2 separate regions of the Homo sapiens genome follow, and region 1 is linked to region 2. The links are chromatin loops, found by intact Hi-C in ENCODE. Cell type or tissue: sigmoid colon. All regions are shown on one strand. Region 1 overlaps LAMC2 (laminin subunit gamma 2). Region 2 overlaps LAMC1 (laminin subunit gamma 1).

What was found. A loop is a pair of places that touch in the nucleus more often than their neighbours do. Peaks named below come from ENCODE experiments on the same cell type or tissue, not always from the same donor. Only the 100,000 strongest peaks of a DNase experiment are listed, where the experiment ranks them.
Region 1: it touches region 2 in a loop (2.3-fold over the local background); 13 of 110 quality-filtered maps call a loop at or near these places.

What each region holds. Positions count from the first base shown.
Region 1 is chr1:183,217,673-183,220,172 of GRCh38, reverse strand. LAMC2 (laminin subunit gamma 2) reads right to left here. Exons shown (of 23, transcript NM_005562.3): 4 at 1,685-1,783. Among named protein-coding and RNA genes, the nearest start is that of LAMC2, 33 kb to the right of the region's middle. In sigmoid colon, no CTCF peak of the experiment used is centred here; DNase peaks (open chromatin) are centred at 1,032 and 1,735; H3K27ac peaks cover 1,024 bases.
Region 2 is chr1:183,141,376-183,143,875 of GRCh38, reverse strand. LAMC1 (laminin subunit gamma 1) reads right to left here. Exons shown (of 28, transcript NM_002293.4): 28 at 1-1,342. The coding sequence ends at 1,086. Among named protein-coding and RNA genes, the nearest start is that of LAMC1-AS1, 1.4 kb to the right of the region's middle. In sigmoid colon, no CTCF peak of the experiment used is centred here; no DNase peak of the experiment used is centred here; H3K27ac peaks cover 987 bases.

The sequences.
Region 1 (2,500 bases), 76 kb before region 2:
GCATCCTCGATGCTGGAGTCACAGAGAAGAAGGCAGGGGAAGCTGGGGAGGACTTGTTTGTCCTCTGCTCAAGTTAACTACATCCTTCCACATGAAATAATGTGAAATAACGATAGTTTCAATGATTATTTATTTAGCACTTATGTTGTGCCAGGCACCTTGTGTGTGTTCTCTCATTTAACCTCCCTCCAACCCTATGAGGAATTGCTATTTCCAATTTTCTTAGATGAGGAGACTAAGGCCAAGAGGTTAAGAAACTCTTGACATATAGCAGGTACATGGCTGAGGCAAGATTGAAATTCATGTACATCTGTCTCCAAATCATGTAGTCTAAGCCACTGCACCACATGTTGGGGGGAATGTTCTGAGTACAGTATCACAGAAAAGCAGGGTAGCTGTGAAGAGCAGGTGCTTCAGAGAACAGTTGTAACTAAACAAGCTTTGTTTTTTCTCTAAGAGCAAGAGTTAAAAGAATTATTATGGTTTCTATGGAGAAGAAACCTGCTGATTAAAAGAGCTTAAAAAAACAAGGAAGGATGGGAGGGGAGGAGTGGGGAGGGAAGACAAAAGAAGGGAAAGGAAGGGAATTAGGCAAAACTAAATGATTGTGTTTAGGAACACACTGGGGTCATAAATTATGAAGCAAAGAAAGAAAGCGATTACCATAAAAGTCAGAATAGTGGTCACTTCTAGGGAGGAGGGGGGCATTGTCACTGGGACGCAGTTTTAGCAGAGGTCTATTTCTTACCATTGGTGGTGATAACATTTCTTTTATGTGGCATTCTATTTCTGTCTTTTATTTTGAAATTAAAAAGGCTTTCAACAAGTGACTTCCTTTTTAACACTTAAACTTTATGTCCCTGCCTTCACCTCAGCAGCCAGAAACCCCTGAAAACACAAGCTAGGAGTGTATTTGACATTTCCTCTGTGCAGGTATAAGTGACTGGCAGGGTGCCAAAGAACTGCTTTCTTACTTTTAAGGAAATGAGGAGGAAGCCTTTGCTTCTGACGCCAGCCTCACAGCCCTCTGCTCAACAGCCTCTGGGAGGGAAGAGTTTAAAGCCAGAGCACAGTTGTACTTAAGGCACGTCCTGCACCGGCAGCTTGGGGGGATGGTGCCTCACTGCTCCACCTCCTCCAGTGTGGCTTGGCCCAAAGGGCTCTTACCTCCTCCCAGCCCCATGCCCATTCATGTGTGTGCATGTAACTGCCATCCTATCCCCAGGGCAGTGCCTCTTCTGTACACGATGGTTATATATGGCCATATGCTGTGATAGGCCCTCTTACAAGAATTTTCGCAGCATGTTTAATTAGGCCAGGCCTTTCCTGCAACCAGCCTGTGTCCCAGGATCTCACTATTGATTACTGCCTCATACAGAGCACCTGGGATTTGGAGCCAGCTGGTGGGAGGAATCTCTGGGGTCCTGTGCCTCTCCCAAAGTCAAAATAAAGAGAGGGTGCCCAGAGCAGAGTATGGAGTCCAGTGAGATTTGGGTGCTCAGTGTGTGTGTGTGTTTTTGCTGTTGTTGTTGTAAAAGCTTAGTTTTTGAGGACAGAGAGCAGGAAGAAGGTCATCAACGTTTGTCAAGTATCCCTTTTCCATAATTACACTCGGAGGATTAATTCTCATGCTAGTTGGCAAGGGACTCTCTCTGCTGTTTGTAGGGCCACGGTTCACACAGACCTATCACAGCGTTCTCCAGTGACAGCTGGCTTGCAGACACAGCGGCCCGCGTCACAGGGCCCTGCGATGCCAGCTGGGTCACAGTCACACTTGGAGTCTCTGGGGAAGAAGAAAAAGAAAATTAGGGACATGCTTCCAAATGCTTCACAACTATGCACATAAAAATCAACTGCTCATGAGCAAACATCACGAAGCTGGGCAGTCCTTCTTCGATGAGGCTTCTCCTAGCCATCCTCGCCCGTGCGGACCTCTCTCACACACTTAAGGACTCACTTGCCTACACAGTGCTGCTCAGAGTGTACTTGGTGGGTAGCAGCTGGGCCGAGAACTGTCTGCCACTCCTAAAGAGAGCAGGGGTTTGTGCCAGAATGTAAACCAAGTTCATCACTCAACTGTTTAGTTTACTTTGGTTCACTGTTTGGCTCAGTTTACATTTTTTAAAAAAATTATCATTTGTTTCCCTATTGTTTAATTAAATGATGTCTGCTTTTTATCATGATTAATTCCATCTACCTGCTATTTTATTCCATTCAGTTCTTTCTGTTGGTAATTCCTCAATTGAGATATAATTCATATGCCATGCAATTCACCCATTTAAAATGTACAATCCAATGGTTCTTAGCTGATTCTCAGAGTTGTACAGCCATCACCGTCAATATTAATTTTAGAACATTTTGATCATTCCGGAAAGAAATCCTGTGCCCTTTAGCAGTTGTGTCCCCCACCCTGCCACATCTCTTCCCTCCAGTCCCACCTCCAGCCCTCGGCAGCCACCAGTCTACTTTCTGTCTCTCCAGACTTGCCTATTCTAGACAT
Region 2 (2,500 bases):
CTGGAGCTAAGGGTCAAATGTCTCATCTCTCCAACAGAAGAACAAATGGATACACGGGATTCTGACAGTACAAGCTGCCATCTAAGTTTTATCCCTTTGCTAGAAAAGACTAGGACGAGGAGGCTTGTTTTTCTTCTGTTTTGTCAAGACCTTAGGGATTAACTGTTCTCTGCCAGATACTTAACACTAGTTCCAAGACTAACTAATAAAAAAGCTGTAAGAATTAGTTTGATTTTGAAAACAAAATTTTAGTGGTTATCATATCCCTATTTCTTCTGTGTAAGTTCCATTTATAAGAATATCAAAAGATGTCTTTTGGTCTATTGGTGAGTGCAAGCTGCCCATCCAGATTTAAATTATCAGCTGCCCAAAGATCTGAAAAAAAGTTCATCTTCCTAGTCAATTATTAATATACTAGAAAAATCTTCAGCCATGTTCACCTGGAGACTTTTATAAATAATTGCATCCTGACCCACGGATGGCTCAGTGTCCTACACTCATAATAACTAAAAGCACTGATGGATGGCTACCGACATTCTAAATGACCAATACCTTTGGCACAGGATGTTTATTTCCTTTTGCTTAGAAGGAAGAGGGGTAGGAGATGCAGATGCATTTTCTTTATCCATGGACTGGATATACTGGCCATCACAATGCTACTGTTAGTAGCCAAACTTTTCCTTCATAGAAACAAGAGTACTGAGACTGAGGAGGTTCTGCTGGTATCGATGAGACAGGGGAGGGCTACTTGCTCTACCCCAGCATACATGGGCTCACACGATGTGCTTATGCCACTGTACAGTAACGTAGGATGCCACGTCCTCACGCAAATCAGAAGGGAAAGTGTGGGTAAGGTAGCAACGTGAATGGAAGAGACACTTTATTAGATAAAACCCTTTGTTCCCGATTCAGGATGTTTAATTTGCTTCTCTTTAAACTCTGTGACTTTTCCTGGTTCAAAAGGACAGTCATGGACAGCAGCAGAGGAGTGGGGGTCTGAAAAATGTAATCTTTGTGTCAAGGCACTCTGTGGCCTCACAACTGCCCCCCTGTCAGAGGGATGCTGCCTTCCAGCCCTAAAGACACTAGGGCTTTTCAATGGACGGGGTGTTGAAGCAGCCAGATGGTAAGGTCTTCCTGATGTCCTCCAGATTGCGAATGTCCTTCATGATCTCCTCGATATCTCGGTTATAGTCCATGATGGCAGCCTCCTGCTTCTTGGCTTCATTCTCCAGGTCAGACACTTTCCTATCAAGATCGCTGACCTTCATTTCATCTTTGGCTTTGTTTAGGGTGCCTTCAATCTCGTTTAGCTTATTCAGGTCCACTGTATCCAGCTGCCCTGGAGGGTCAGAAAGTACATAGAAGAGAACAGACATATTCAGTAAGAATGATCCCTTCACAAGTACCTGCACTAGACTCTAGGCCCAGCAGCTGCCATTCTGCACAGGCAGCCCGGCAAATGTGACTTGCAGATTGTTGATGTCACACAATGGTATAAAATATGCAAACCAAGTACAAATGCTGACCTAACCCAGCAGGGATGGGTCTGAGCATACAATTAATATAGAGCTGGATGTTTCTTTCTGAGACAATGGTTTTTGCAGAATGTTTCCTCAATGCACAGCTACCATGTTCTAGACCTTTGAGGGCCATCTGATAACATTTAATACCTTTTCCAGGTGTATACATGTAAACTCTATGTCATTTTAGTGCCATCAAAGATACACAAATCTCTAAGAACCCTAATCCCTCAGCTCTTAGAGAGATTCCAGGGAAGATGGGTCAGTTTTGAAGGTCACTTTCTGCTTTCAGGAGTTAGACACTATTAGGAGCCTTCCTATGGAAAATGGCCAGGAGTAAAATGCTGAAATAATTTCAGCAAGTCTTCACTTTAAGCTTAGCAAGAAAAAGAGGTTCTTTTGAAAGAAATGAGATGTTTCCATAACAAACAAAAGCAGACACAATAGACAGCATTTCATGCATACTTGACTTGATTAAAGTCTCACAAGACCATTTTACATCAGTGATTCTCAGATGTTAAATAATTTGCCCAAGTTTGCACAGCCTATAGGCAACAAAGCAAAGATACTAACCCAAGTCAGACTAATGTTAAAAGTCTGGCTGTTCCACAAAAAGCTTTCTCTTCTAGCTTACTTTCATTTTATATCCATCTGTTGGCACATAACTTATTCTTGACATTTGAGACCGATAAAAAATACCCCTGTAGCCCCCCACCAAAACAAAATGCACCAGTCTTTAAAGGCTGGCAAATTAAAATATAATGCCTTGCTACAAAGAGTCCTGGCTAGAGTGTTGACACTTTATAATGGAGTCTGGTGACAAAAGTGCATCTGTCCTAAAATGAAGCCTGCTCCCTAACACCCTATCAAACTGGATTAAAAGAAGGTTTCCGTATGCATAGATTTCCTTGAAAAATCAAGGTTTTTCTCTCTTTTGGCATGAAAGCTTTCCCCTCATCGGACTGTCCTTACTTAGC